2 separate regions of the Mus musculus genome follow, and region 2 is linked to region 1. The links are chromatin loops, found by intact Hi-C in ENCODE. Cell type or tissue: heart. All regions are shown on one strand.

Region 1 (8,000 bases):
TCTATGCTCAGTCTCAAGGAAGGAAAACACAGTGAAGTGTAGCTTGAGTGCCAGCAGTTTGGAATCTACTGGGAGAGTCACACAAGGGAATGGTGAATAACAATGGTGGGGTAGCAAATGATGCAACTGGGGTTGGTCCTATGTGCCAGAAAGGTACATCAATGGCATCTCCCAAGATTCCAGGGGCAGGGACAACAGATAAAACAAAAGAACATCACCAACAGTAAGAAAAACATGCAAAAGACCAGGGTGAGAGTGGACATGATGAGGCGGTACCATCATGCCTGAAGAATGTATTGAGGCAGACCAACATGGAAGTTAGATTGGAAGGCGGAAGCCAGGCCACCAACAGGCCTGCACTGCACATGGCCTGGGTTGAACCCTTTGAATAAATCAAAGCTACACTTTGCTTGATGAATAGATGGAGACAAGTGAGGGAGGGTCCAGGGGCAAAAAAGAAAGCAAGTGGATTCGTGCTACAAAGTATAGAGTTGAGCTAAAAAAAAAAATAGCCCTTACATTCTAAGAGACTAGAACTTTTGCTGGACTTTACAGACAGACTTAGTAACATACCTTGAGGTCACTTAAGACTTTTAAGATCACTATCCTACTGTGTACTCAGTCTGTTCGTTTAATCTGCCTTTAAGAGGACAATACAACAACCAGCCTTAATTGCTTAGAATTTCAAATGTATTCAACTTTTACAACCTACGCTAATGCATAGCTGTAATCTTAATCTACCTGGCATTAGTGATCTGCACCAAGTTTTAGCCTTTGAATCTTTGAGTAGATGGATCATAGGGCTTTCGGTTGACTGAAGTAGCAGTATAGGGAATACTGGTGACTCAAGAACCAGGAGGCAAGTGTCATACAAGGCAGCTCCCATGCACCTCACTCAAGAGCAATGCATGTTTTGGGACCTGTGTTATAATCATCAGTTTCTGAAAGAGCAAATATAGGTTCAAACCAATTTTATAAAACGAATATCCACCAAAAATGTTGAATGCCACATATAAATGTTGATTGGTAAATAGCAATGTTTGTAATACTCTTTGTTATCTGGGTCAGTTAGGGTCGGTGACTTAAGCTCTTGTAACACTTTGTTAAAGATTTCCATGAAGAACCCATTATTCCTTTCCCCATGTGATGCTTTCTGCATTTTTCAATAAAAGAGAGGACAAACTCTTTGTTAGGGACAGACACACCTACAGAGAGACAGGGACAAACAGATTCACAAGACAGCCTTCAGGCAGGCACATAATCAGACCCATACAACAGACAGAGGGCAATGAAAGATGCAGAGATATAGAAGATTCAAATCTGGGCTCACTCTTGATTAAATGACACCAAGAGAAAATGCTTCATTGATCTCTGTACTTAATGTATGCAACACCAGCACATTATTGGTGACTCTGCATTTACTTTATTGTAATGTTTTCAAAGGGACCATAAAGTGTGTACAACATACACAAAAGCTAGTCTCCGTAGCAGAATCTAGAATGTGCAAGGTGCCTTAGCACACCTGATGCTGGCTAGAGGTCCCAAGTAGGTCTGTTAGCCCCAGTACATGGCTTTAACTGACAAATGACTTTGAATATAAAGTACCTGAAAGACAGGTTGGGTCTTTGCTTCTTGCCGGAAGTTGCTATTGCCATTTGGAGATGATGACTCATTATGCGAGGAAATTTTCTGGCATCCTTCTGGCAGATGCGCAGTGGGACTATAAACACAACCCACAGCATCCTCTCACATGAAGACGTGGGCTGTGGAGTACACTGTGGGCTGTGATATAGAGTAGAGACCTAAGCTGAGAATCAGAGTCTATATGCCAGGGAGGAAGGACCTAGTTATCTTCAATGTATTCTGACTAGAACTGCTATTGAGGGTGAAAGTATAACAAAGTAAAAACAGAATTCTAGGCCTTTAGGCCCAGGCTTGGGAATGTGGCCTTTGTAAAGGTATGCTAATCATAAAACAGATAGCGACATTCCTCCACCCACCCACTTCCTGGGTTCAAAGAGTGCTCATTCAAAGAAAGTCACCCTGACCATTACCAGAACCTGCAATGCAAATGTGCTATAGTTAGGGGCTCTTAGAAGCTGTCTTGAGAGTTAACAATTACCAGGTATTCCTTGTGACTCTTAACTGGTATCTTTGGTATCTTCCAACAACGCCCTCCCCACTTCCTTGAGTTGTGGTTTCTTCCTTTAAATACCCCCTTACCCAGCTACTCGGGCCGCCGTGGTCCTCTACCCCTGCGTGGTGTATGACTGTGGGCCGGAGAGCGCTCTTGAATAAAAATCCTCTTGCAGTTTGCAACAAGACCGTTTCTTGTGGGGGATTTTGGGGTGTCGCCTCTCCTGAGTCAGAACGTGGGAGAGTCCTCACTTTGTGGGTCTTTCAAGGGTAGAGAATATGCCCTTGGTCTGGGCATATACCTTACTAGTAGAGTACACAAAGCCTCAGACTCAATTCCCAGAATCAGAAAAAGAAAGAAGACAATGGTCTCTGTTATGCACCATGCAATTGTCAAGCATCAGATTCCACAGCGCCTTCTTTGAAGTGAGGAAGTCTACACTTCCCCAGCCCATCTGAGTCCTGCATAGTCCCTGCCACATTCTTCTATAATCCTGGTTGGAAACCCAAGCTAGTGGGACTAAAGGCCCCAGCACAAGGCTTCCAAATCCCCAGTCTTTATCACACTAGTGCCCATACGAAAGGAGAACCCAGCCTTGACTCGTTAACTTTCTCATTATTAGTTAAGATTTGGTGACCCGCCCCCCACCCCCACCCCCAAGCCACATACCTCTCTTGACCTTTGCGGGCCTCAGGCCCTCTGCCTGAGCCAGGGCATCCCACGCCTCCCGTTCCCTCCATCGCCGCAGCTGCTCCTCTCGCATCTTATAGAAGAGGATGTGCTTCTGCACATCGCTGAGCTCGGCCAACAGCTCCGGGTCGATGTACATGTCCTGCAGGATCTGCTGCAGCATGATGCTGTGGGGGACGCACACCGGAGTGCAGCCAGTCAGAACTCCAAGGCTACACAAGATCCCTGGGCCAGGCCAGCGCCTTGAGCCAATTCTGCCCTAGCTCCTCACTTTGGAGTCACTCCAGATGACCTCTCCTTGGACAGCATCTTTGTCCTGTCTCAGCTCCCAGCCAATGATGGATTCATATCGGCCAGGACAGCATTATTCACCCAAGCAGCAAGAACCAAGGGGCTCTGAGAGGTAGCAGAGGCAGAGAGCTGTCTAGTCCTGGCTTCCTATTAAGATCACTTATCATTAAATTACCACATTTCAGCAGTGTTGTGGCTTCACCTGGGGTTTCTACAACAATAAGGCTCCAAACATCTGCTCAGACCCAAATCCACCTGGGTCGGGAGGTGTCGAGTGATCTGTTAGTGGAAGGTAACAATGACACCAGCTGTATCAGTGACACTGGCCCGGCCAGCTGAGAACTGATCCCTCCCCTGCAGATAAGAGGGGGTGGGGAAGAAGTTGTTTGCCTACTAATTCCATGTCTTTTGAGCCAATGTCAGAGGCCTATGCAACTTTCAAAAGCTTCTGGGACCCCAGGTGCCACAACTGTATCTGCTTCACCATGAGCAACCTTCCTCATTTCAGGGCACCTGGAAGATAATGTTATTACTTCTTAAAGTGCCTTGGGGAGGAAATGCCTTCCCTCCTATCTGTTTTGGATTCAAACTGGCGAACAAAATGGAATCAGTAGAAGAAATGTAGGGGTTATTACCTTACCACAGTGCTCATGACCATAAAGATGACATCATTTCCTTTCCCTAGAGCAGACTTTTAAACTCTGCATGTGCTTAAAGACAGGCCTCCCCAGTGGGCCATTTGGGAGGTTGTTGTTGATATCTTTGTTGTCCAAGTCCTTGCTAGTCTGCTTTAATACAAATGTCCAGGCTTCTGCTTTGAGGTGGGTAGGAGCTGCTCTTGCTGAGACCCGAGGCTCCCTTTCTAATAAGCTTGCTTGCAGAGCTGTTCATAGGTGTCCTTTTATCCAGACAGGAAAGCCCAGGAAGGTAGTGCATGCCTCGGGCTATGCAGCCAGTAGGCTGCCGCAGCAGCGCTCCACCCAGATTTCAAATTTGACATCCTCTTCGTAGTTTAAAGCTGCAACCCTATCCGGAGAAAACAGGCAAGATCTGGCACTGTGAGCAGGTTGGATTGGTGGTATCAGTTTCTCCACTTCCCTAGGGATGGAAGAGGGATCCGGAAACCAAGAGAAATGGTAGAGACCCGGAGTCTGAATCTGTCTCTCTCTGCAAGACTGACACAAAAGTAAGCAGAACCAAGCGGAGTCTCTCCAGTTAAGCCCACAGGGTCAAAAACGAATGTGGCAGCCAGACACCCTCCTCTCAGGCCAGTCCCTTTTCCTCTCTCAAGCCGGTTTTGGTCGGCGTTTTATCCCAGGCAATAGGGAAGCAAATTGGGACACTGGTGAACCAAAGGCAGGAAGGACATCTAGCCTCTGTGTCCCCAGATTCTTAAAAGAACAGGATAGAAGGCAGAGAAAACACTATTAAAAGCAGAGGAATGGTTCCAGGCCTTTGAAAGCAGTGGCGTCCTGGGATTTGTAAACGAATAGGAGAAATTACTCCATTAGTGCTACTGAGGCTCTGTTTGCGGGGGAGGAGCGCTCCCTAGCAATCCCAGGTCAGTGGGGCAGGAGGCCAATTGATACCAAATACGTGAACCTGACCCAGCCACGGGCTGTGTCAGATTTCTGGAACACTAAGGGGGCGGTTCCGCCACTCTGGGCTCCTTGAGTGCTCTTATCCACGTGTTCCTGGAAGCTGCGTCTGGCTTGGCGCGCCCCCTGCCGACCGAACTGGACCACAACCCTAGCACTGCACGCCAGGTGCAGCCGGACTGGAACGCAGCAGCATCTTCAGACAGGTTATATTTTGGTTTTATTTTTCATTGGCCGAAGTGGTCCCTGTTGCAAACTGACGCCGTTTCTTGCCGGACAAGTCTGTTGTGCAAGTTTCTGGAAACCACCTGGATGTCCCTAAGCTGGGAAACATTATTCTTGTCACGAAGAACGATGATGACATCAGTTGTTTGGAGGAGGGGAAAACACCCAGGGCAGTAAGAGTGGAAAGGCAAAAAACGAGGGATATGTCCATAGTGTGATTTGTTTTAAAAATGTGTTTGGACCCCTGGGAAGTAGACTTGGGAGAGGGCAGAAATGATGAGAGAAATTATGTTTGATTATTTCTGTGTAAACAAAGAGAAGCATACAGAAAATTACACACATAATTGGTTTCTTCTTAGAAAATAGGGGATTGACTGCTATACAGTAAGTTAGATGGTCTTATATAACACATATGATTAAAGTCAAATGTATTTCAAATTCCTAAAATGTGCTCTACAAACACCACACCTGGAATTCAGCCTACATGAGGAACACTACTAGAAAGATCCCTGAAGGCAAAGCCAGGCTTCCCTACCCTGGGGAAGTCAGGAGGGCACCTGGGTTCCTGAGCAGGAGAAAAGCTTTGAGAGTTTCTGAGAGGAAGTGTTAAAGAGAAGGCACTGGAAGGAGGTTGCAGGGATATGCCCCTCCATACCCCCTTAGATGTACGTACCTCATACTGGCCTAGAACTAGCTGTGTAGCTGGGGTCCCTGAACATCTGACCCTTTCCAAGGATTGAATTTACTGGCATGTGCCACCACACTCAGTTTTATGAGACTTGTGTCGGGGCTTAAGCACATCTCCAACTCTGCTTTTAAAACAAGTCAATGCATGCTATTTTCCTGAGCAAACCCCAGTTACTAAAGTCTAAACCCGGGTCCTCACAGGGTTCTCAAAATCCCCAGTGATCTGCACGGATGGCCCCTCCCACCAGTCTCACTGACTGCAGCCTGCTGGCCTCACCCTGGGCCGATCACTACCTGACTACTCAGTGCACACATCAAACACCACATCCCTAGCACCTCAATATTGGCTTATCAGTCTGCCTGGGACCCACTTGGCTCCTTAGCGAATCCGAGTCTTGGTTCATATGAATCCTGTTCTTTCGCCATGCTGGAACTCAAACCCAGGTCTTTACGTGTATGGGCTCTTGTATGGATCTACGTTCTCAGACCAGCTCAGTTTGTTCATTACCCTGCACTCACGGCTCTCCCCACTCGCTTCCTCTGCTCTGTGTTTTTCCTTAGCATTGAACTTTGTAAACCACTACTTTACTTATTGATTTGTTGCTGTATTTTTGTCTGTCTCCCTGCTAGATAATAAGCAACCACCAGCAGGTGTTTTCGTCTGCTTCACGGTGTAGAAGGAACACTGCTGAGTAGTCCTGGATAAACATCCATAGAAAAGAAGGAAAGGCTGGGGAGGCACTTCTGTTGTCATTTTTTAAACACACACAAAATCCTGGGCTTGATACTCAGTATCATGTAAAGTAGGAATGGTGTGTTGCGCACTTTTAATCTCAGAACGTGAGCAGCGATGGTGGGAAAACCAAGAGTTCAGAGTCAGAGTTAGCTTTTGTCAGGTTTGAGAATGGCCTGGACTACATGAGACCCTGACTCAAAACAAGGAGGCGGGGAGATGAGGAAAGAACTTCCCAGGTTGAATTGAGCAGAGTTTGAGCAAATGCTGTGGCGTTCAGTTGCTGGTTACTTGGACCCTGTAGTCAAGGGAAGACGGATGAATGGCCCTGCCAGAAACTACTTGCCTTGGCTTCTCAGTCATCCCTGAACATATGTCCCCAACAAGGCAGTGAGGGCTAGAGGACTCCACCATCCTGGCCACAGGCAAGCCCATGTGAACAACCACTGAAAGGCCAGTGGCAGGACAGTCCTGCTTACTTACTTCCCACCGGCCCTGGAACAATGGCACTGAGGAAGCTGCTTTCAAGATCTTACTTGTACAGACCCAGAGCTCTGTGAAAGACAACAGCAATTTCTATCCCACCGCTACTAAGCATAGTAACAGTAACAAACATAAGAAACCTGACCAGGCAACAGGGCGCATGACTATAATCCCAGCACTCGGGAGGCCGAAGTGGAGGACCAAAAGCTTAGTCCAGTCTAGGTTATATAAAAGACCTTGTCTCCACTGGGGGGAGGCAGGAAAATCTTCAATGTTCCTACACCTGTATATGTGCAATCAATACTTAGAATATCCTCCGAGAAAAGAAGATCCTTCCTACATAGGAACCATGCATAAAACACAAAACCCTGGGAACAACTTTAACCTGTAGGGGTGGATAAGCAAAGTGGACATCTTCGACGATAGGATATCTAGCTACATTTAAGGGTGCCTAGGTATGTACCACATTCATCATCAGCATTGAACCCGCTTTGCAGATTGGCTCCAAACCCAGTGACGTCACCCACTGGCGATCGGGACCTGTGCCTCTATTGCCACGGCAATTGCATGCATTTCCAGAGTCCACTTCCCACCTTTATCTGTGAGCACTTCTGTCACAGGCTAAATAAAAGGCAGAGCCTTCCTGACCTTCGCTCCTCTTTCTTCTCTTTTTCCCTTTGTCTCTGTCACTCCCTCTTTGCCTCTGCCCCCACAATCAACCTCTGCCACATGAAACTACATTGGCCTGGTATGGTCTGTCAGTTATTGAGCAGCAATTCCAACACAAGCATGACCCATTATTGGCCTGGAGAGACGCAACAGTCAGTAAAGTGTTTGCTTTGTAAACATGAGGACCTGAGTTTTTCACTCCAGAATCCATAGTATTTCAAAAAAAAAAAAAAAATGGAGATGTGGTGGCATGTACACCTGTAATTCCAATTCTGGGAAGACAGAGACAAGCAGACCCTTGAGGGTGACCAGCCAGACTAGCTTATTTGATAAGGTCCAGGCCAGTGGAACACTATCTTGAAAACAAGGAGTATGTTGGGAGTAGTGAAGATGATGGCTCAGTGTATAAAAGCTTTGTCCCCAGCCCTGACAACCTGAGTTCAATTCCCATATGGTGGAAGGAGAGAGCCAACCCCCAAAGTTCACA
Region 2 (8,000 bases), 1.4 Mb before region 1:
TTGAAGGAGGAGTATAGACAAAATCTGAAGTACTGAGATACCTGTTGGCTGTGTGTATAGTGGTACATGCCTGTAATCTCAGTATTTGGAATCCTGACACAGTAGATTGCCAGTTTGAGGACAGCCTCTGCTACATCATAAGAACTTGTATAAAGAAATAGTAACTGTTACTACTTCCTATTGATGAACTAATAAAAAGCGCATTGTTCTGGGAAAGTTCTATAATAATGAGTAATAAAATTATTTGTCTGGACAAAAGGTTTCCTAAATATGGGCTTATGTTAAATGAAAGCAATAGGAGCAAGATGTTTTAGGAGGCAAAAACAGTATGCATGCAAGCTTGACCACTTGAGTTGTTCCTAAAATGCATGTAAAAAGCAGATGCATGGTGCACATCTATAATTGCAGCACTCATATGTAGAGAAAAGGTATAAGGGCAGGAGGACTGAGTGGAAACTTGCAGACTGTAGCCTGGAATACTCAATGCAATAGTAAAACAAAAGAGACCCTGACTCAGCACAAAGGTAGAAAGCAAATATCAACTGAACCATTTGTCATCTGACCTCCATAAACACACTGTGAAATCTGTGCATACGCACCCATCACATTACACACACATTACACACACTACTTCATGAATGAATTAAGAAAGTTATGTATGGATTGATGGTAAGGAACACTTGGACAGTGTGCAGGAAGGGTGGCAGGAGTGGAGAGTGTTTGTTGCTCTTGTAGAGGACTGAGTTTACCTTCTAACTCACACATCACCTGTAACTCTAACTCCAGTGAACATTATTATCTCCTGGCTTCCAGGGACATTTATACTCACATGCTTACAACCAGCACACAAATGCAAACACATACACAAAATTAAAGTACACTTTAAAAATAAAAGTATCTTTTTCTGGTGATTGATATTTAAAAAGATTTCCTATGAGTATTAAAGGCAACCACAGGGGAAAGATCTAGTTTCTTTGTATACCTGCTCTGCTCCTTGGGTATTACATGATTGATTCAAAATGTTTTTAAAGGATTTATGTGTTTTGCATCTTGAAACAAAGGCAAACACCATTTTGTGTTGCCTCTTTCTGGTTGCATTTACATAAGTAATGAGCTGCTTCATGCCAGCAATTGTCCCTTCTCCAGGCCTCTCAAGGTCTTTTCTCTATTTTTATATTCACTTAAGTCAGTGGCTCTCAACCTTCCTAACACTTGGATCCTTTAATACAGTCCCTCATGTTGAAGTGACCAACAATCAAAAAATTATTTCATTGCTATTTCATAACTGTAATTTTGTTACTGTTATGAATCATAATATAAATATCTGACATGTGAAGCCCTCCCCCCCAAAAAAAGGGGTCGAGACCTGCAAGATGAAAAGAGCTGATTTAGGTGGAGGCTTGCGTAGACACAGCATTAGTACCATAAGAACTTTAAAGATTACTTGCTGAGTTGGTGATAATAAAAAGAACAGTTTACTTCTTGAGCCTAAACCTTTTTTTATGTTCTTAAATGCAAAATTCATGTTATCTGAAGCATAGTTTTACTAGGAATGAAAATTTTCGATTGTAGGAAAACTCATTCTTTCCTGACTTCTTTTAAGGAGCACTGCTTTGGCAAGAACCCTTTGTATATCTTGGTATAAGTTGATATTTCAAACAATGAAAATGGATTTTTAGGCTCTCAGCAGGCTTAATTTGATAACCTATTATCTTCAGGGAGAACACACTAGTGGGGGCACAATACTCATGAAGATTTCATCTGATTAGGCAAACTTAGGGACAAATAAGTTATGGGATAAATTCAGAAAGAAAAAAATAAAGAAATTTTACTTAGTAACAAAGTTTATTCTATATCCAAGTTAATTTAATTCTGAGACAGGACAAAACTGAAACGAGTCACATGTTCTAAGGGCATGCCATTTTCAGAGGGTTTGAAAACTTAATTATTTCTTCATTTCTTCAACATTCAATACCAATGGCTTAGGGCTGAAGGAAGCACTGAATCCTGCTGTGTTACACAAATAAAAAGAAGCTACCTTGAGCTTTAGTTTCAAGAATGCAAGACCATGAAATTGCTTGGAGGTTTGCCTAATATAAGTGTAGTGTAAGAAAGTAGGCTGTATCCTTGGACATAGTCCACTCAGTCTAAAATTAAGGTGATAAGAGTGCAAGGAACCAAAAGTAATGTTTTGGGGGTAGCTGGAAATAGTTTAAACATGCAACATTAAACATAGGGATTGCATGTTAATGGGAATAAGGGAAGTTCAGAGATTACCTGGGAGTTGAGATACCATCACTGTAAAGTTTTGTTGATTTAATTTGTTATTCATGAAGAACACATGTCAGTTTGTATCAATAGAAAAAAATGTTTTCTATGCTATGGAAATCACAGGGCTGCACTTATCTTTTGTAGTAGTTTGTGGGAAATTCTGCTGTCATTAGTTGTGTGGGTATGACATTCCTTATCACAAAAACTAGAATACATTGCCTTTGGTTCATTCCTCTTAGACCTGGAGCATTTTCATGATTTTGTTGGTTGATTGTAATTGGAGAGCAAGGTGTCATTTTCTTCCCTAGGTGATGCATAAAGGAGCTTGTGACTTCTTCCTAAAGTCTCTTATAATGCTTGATTGGGAGCCATTTCCCTCCTACAGTCCAAGTGGTAGGTGATTAGAAATCTAAGCATCATCCAGAAACATATGTGGGTCCCAGGGTCAAAAATGTTTTGAGCCTCCAGAAAAGAGCCAGTATCATATCAAGTCTTGCTCTGTAAGCCGGACATCTCTTTCCTTTACCCTGTCTTTGGTCTGAAGTCTCCTTACACAAACAAGTGAGAGTTGCTAACTGAGCCAGTAAACCCACAGAACCCCAAGAGAAAAAAAATTATAAGATGTTGCTAAAAGATGTGGTTTTGGGGGCGTTTAAAAAAACGCTAGCAATAAATAACTAGAGAGTTTGTTAATGTGCTATTTACACAAATGCCTGTCAGATGGCAGTAGGTGGGCTCTAGACAGAGTGAATGAATAGATGCTGGAGATACACAAAACTGAACACATGAAAACTTACTATTGTTCCTTTCTGTTCCTCCTGCCCACCCTGTTTCCCCAGATAACATAGTGCTCTGTGGAAGGCTGCAATGAATTCAGAACTAGCAATTTCATGCTTTATTCTTCTGATAGTCTCACATAATGATGGAATTTGCTTTGAAGAGTCTAAGCTGCTTCAACCAACATGTTTTATTTTAGGATCCTCCTTGCATTGTGCAAACAATGCTGGAATTTTGGCATTCTAAAACTCTCTACAGTTTCAAGCAGTTTATAAAGAGTCAAGTCAGTTATGCAAGGGTAGATAATCCACATGTATAGGTGCTAAAGGACATCCTTAGTTATTGAGACACACTGGGTAGAAGATGATTGGGGAAAGGTTCAACCAGAAATAAGTTTTCACATTAAAAAACTTAAAAGTAGAGGGAAGAAAAGGAAGGTAGACTTCTTACATATCTGAAGAATGATATGGCCCTCTACTTTTTAATAGAATTTTAAAATAAGTTTGACAAAATTTTCCTTACTCTGTGTAAACAAACGACTGAATAAATGATGATTCAAAACCAGTTTTATGAAGTGATGGGAAAGTCATTGCTACCTCTGACATCATCAGCTGTCCCCTAGACTTATACTGTCATGTGGACATAGCACGATGTGCTATTACAAAAGAGAAAATGTCAGTTCATTAGCTGCTTACTGAGGCTCACAAAATATATAACTGCTTCTAATTCATGTAATGTAATGGTGTTATGAAGTTCTGTGGGGAGCTGTTACTGGGATTTCTAGATTTCTACTTCTTTTGTTGTTTTTCCAGATGGCCAATTAAGGGACGATTAAAATAAAACAAGAAAGATTCTTTTCTGTTACTTTCCATGTTCTGATAGCAGGTTATTCTGTTGAAGGATACTGCTGTTTCTGAGCCTCAGGACCAAGAAGGGAAAAACAACAACAACAAAACCAAACTAAAACAAACAACAACAACAAAACCCAAAACCTTAGGGAAGCATCTGCACACACCAGCCTCTAGGGGGAGCGCAAGATCTTCTCTTGTGTGTCCTTACCCAGCTTTGCTCTCTGCCCCAAATAGCTCTTGTGATTTTCACACCAGCACTTGTTCCACTGATGCCATGCTACTGACTATCACTACAAGGTTGACAGTTTTCTTCAGCAAAAGACGTGATAATTTTCAAAGGCAAGATGGAGCTATTCAAGTATCCCCCATGAGACACATGCCTCTTGTGTCTGGAGAAGGGACAAGGTGTGTATAAAATGTGTGTATGTGAAAATAGTTGGCACCCCACAACCACTGTTCTACATATGGGGGATCAGTTTATTGTGAGCAGAACATATTTGTAAACAAACTGCTGCATTTTTATTAGAAGGTCTGTGTACATACATCTTTTTTCCCTATTAATTTATAAATAATGTTTTGCAACAAATATTGACACAGTGCTCTGATTCAATTATAGATCACATGGATAAACCCAGAGACAATTTATAGTACAAGGGATGAAAATCCCTTGCCATTATATAGCAGAGATGTGAACAAGCATGGGTTGTGTTATGTTAAGATCATTCTGGAACCATTTTCCTGTAAACAAGAAGTGGGGCTACATGCCTACACATGAGTAACTGCACAGTCTTATTTTTCTGTCACAAGCATACATGCATACACACATGCATGGTCTGTGTATCTTTCACTCATGTATATGCATGCATGCATACCTGTATTATGTATAAACCCTCAAGAATGATGTATTTTCCTCTATAATTTAAAAGTGAAGTAGTTTACTCCCAATTGAACGTCAGCTGGAATGTAACTTCTTTTTTGTAAGAGGCCATTGAAACAACTGGAGTCAGGCTAGGTAGGCACTGCATAATTCACTGGTTCACACACACTCGTGGCAGTTGTTGTCTCATTCACAAATAGTTTTTAATAATGATATGGTGTGGTGGATTTTGTTTTCGTTCATGGCCAATAAGAAAGTGCTGTGCTTCTTTACTCAGTTATTTTAACACCTCAACCAAAGGCATGTTAAAATGAGTGGGGTAGAATTACAGTCAAAGTCCAACGCATACGTGATTTTTGGAGTAACTTCCATGGATATGCATGTATATAAGTATGTATGTTTCGATGTATTACATATTTATGTATGTGTGTGTGTGTGTGTGTGTGTGTATACAAATATTTACAAGTTTGTATTTCAGAAACTAGGCCCAATAGTTTTTAAGTAAAGGTAGACATGTTTTATCTGAGATTGGATTCTCTGATAGTTATTAGCCCTTGACTGCACAGAGGTGCCAAACCCTGATATAGGGAGTTTAGAATAAAGATTTTTTTATGTGATTTTGGAAACCATCAAACCATCCAAATTTCCTATGGAGTTCTCTGAAATTAAGGTGGTCACAGAACTCATATTTTCTTTTAAAACTACAAGGATTGTATTTGTAAAAATTTGCTTCTGTTAGCCTTAGCCAGAATCTGGAAAGAACCCAGATGTCCCTCAGCAGAGGAATGGATAGAGAAAATGTGGTTCATTTACACAATGGAGTACCACTCAGCTATTAAAAACAACAAATTTATGAAATTTTTAGGCAAAGGGATGGATCTGAAGGGTATCACCCTGAATGAGGTAACCCAATGACAAAAGAACACACATGATATGCACTCACTGATAATAGCCCAGAAGCCCAGGATTTCAGAATACTCAAGATACAATTCACAAACCACATGAAACTCAAGAAGAAGGAAGACCATAGTGTGGATACTTCTATCCATTTTAGAAGGGGTGAACAAAATACCCATGGAAGGAGTTACAGTGACAAAGTGTGGAGTAGAGATTGAAGAAATGACCATCTAGAGACTGACTCACCTGGGGATCCATCCCATTTACAATCACCAAACCCAGACACTGCTGTGGATGCCAACAAGTGCTTGCTGACAGGAGCCTGATATAGCTATCTCCTGAGATGCTCTGCCAGTGCCTCACAAATACTGAGGTGGATGCTCCCAGCCAACCATTGGACAGAGCACAGGGTCCCCAATGAAGGAGCTAGAGAAAGGACCCAAGGAGCTGAAGGGGTTCGCAGCCCCATAGGAGGAACAACAATATGACCTAGCCAGTACCCCCAGATCTCTCAGGTACTAAAATACTAACCAAATAGTACACACGGTGGGACTCATTATTCCAGCTGCATATGCAGCAGACAATGGCCTAGTTGGACATCAATGGGAGGAGAGGGCCTTTGTCCTATGAAGGCTCTATGCCCCAGTGTGGGGTATTGCCAGGGCCAGGAAGCAGGAGTGGGTGGGTTGGTGAGCAAGGGGAGCGGGAAAGGATGAGGAGAGGAGAGGGTGTTTTTTCAGAGGGGAAATCAGGAAAGGGGATAACATTTGAAATGTAAATAAAGAAAATATCCAATAAAAAATTGCAACTATTATATGTATGGCTAAAGCTTAGGTTTTCTCAATGCATACTATATGTAGTGTGTTTTGATAAAATCCACTCACCTTTAAGCCTCTCTGGTTTATCCCCGATTTCTCTACAACCATTCCCTCAGAAATCTACTGTTTTTTTAACCCTCTGACTTTGCCTATTGAGCATGGATATAGGGCTATATACTGGAGCATGATTAACCTTTTAAAGGGCGCATCCCTGAAGAAAACTGTCAATGCCTCTCCTAGCAGACATCAATGACAATAGACCCTCAGCTAGGATGGAACTTCATGAGCCTCTCTCCTATCCATTCTGTAACTTTTGGCTGGCTTGATCCTGTGCAGGTCCTGAAGGTGCAGCACTATGTCTGTCAAAAACACTGCTTTCTAAAGAGGTTTACACTGCTTCCTTTTACAATCTTTCTTAAGCCCTTCTGTGATGATCCCTGAAGCCTGGGGGCAGCATTGATTAGAATTGAATACTACACAGTCTCTTGTTTACACTTTCACCAGTTTCTGTGATAATTGTACTTTACTGTAAAAAGAAGCTTCTCTGATGAGTATTGAGAGATGCACTAACCTGTGAGTACAAAGAAAAGAATTTAGGGGTCAAAAAAGTATTTAGGGATCAGTTTATTATCATATCCATTTAGTAGAATAATAATATTAGGTTTTCCCCTAGGGTCAATGCCTTGATAACCACAGATTTTTGGTACAGCTAATACTATAAGACTTAAGTTCCAACTTATTGTGGGGAGCAGGTTTTAAATCCAATCATAAAGTGGTTAGTCACTCCCATAACGTGTCTGCCATTATTGCACCAGCAGAAATTTCTTGCCAAGACTGTCATCGCTATAGCTTGCAGTTCCCACAACTAGGAAAGACTAAAAATCATTGCCTTATTAAATATGTAAAAGGATTGGACAAAGTCATAATTATTGAGCTAAGATGAGAAGTTTAAGCTCAAAGTAGTTAGAAAAAAATTGTTTTTGTCTATGTATTTGAACCTTCAGGATTTGAATTTAGGGTTTCAGACTCTAAAGTCAATACTTTTTCATTACTATAACTAATATTTACTAGCTACCAAAAATTATGGTGATGTGTTTTGACTCTTTGAAATATTCAAAATAAAAAGGAAACACCTCAAACCATTTTATCTATTTCTGTTATATGTTTTAGGGCCAATATACATACACAAATCATCTCAGAGAATATCTATCTAATATTTATATCAATTCTTTTGTAATAAAGATAAAAAGTGGATAGAAATATATGCTGAGGATGGATTCGAATAGAAATCTTAATGAGGTAACAAAAGGCTGTGCTTTATATTAACAGACTCTCTACAATTTATTGGTGTTGGAAGTGGTACTTGATATGTGATCCTGCTGATAATCTTGACACTTAATATTTTCACTATGATATCATTTGATTAGCATGAAGAAAATTTGTGCTAGATTTTTAGGATTTTGAAGAAAATGTTCTGGTACTAGCTTAACAATGAAGACTGGTGGGATT

What was found. A loop is a pair of places that touch in the nucleus more often than their neighbours do. Peaks named below come from ENCODE experiments on the same cell type or tissue, not always from the same donor. Only the 100,000 strongest peaks of a DNase experiment are listed, where the experiment ranks them.
Region 2: a loop joins it to region 1, with 11 times the contacts of the local background. A loop is called at or near these places in 12 of 42 quality-filtered maps.

The regions. Positions count from the first base shown.
Region 1 is chr14:40,889,976-40,897,975 of GRCm38, forward strand. It overlaps Sh2d4b (SH2 domain containing 4B), which reads right to left and starts at 3,339. Exons shown (of 8, transcript NM_177816.4): 1 at 2,807-3,339. The coding sequence starts at 2,990. In heart, a CTCF peak has its summit at 4,848 (motif pointing left); a DNase peak (open chromatin) is centred at 4,806; H3K4me3 peaks cover 576 bases.
Region 2 is chr14:39,528,789-39,536,788 of GRCm38, forward strand. No RefSeq gene overlaps it. Among named protein-coding and RNA genes, the nearest start is that of Nrg3, 60 kb to the left of the region's middle. In heart, a CTCF peak has its summit at 4,071 (motif pointing right); no DNase peak of the experiment used is centred here.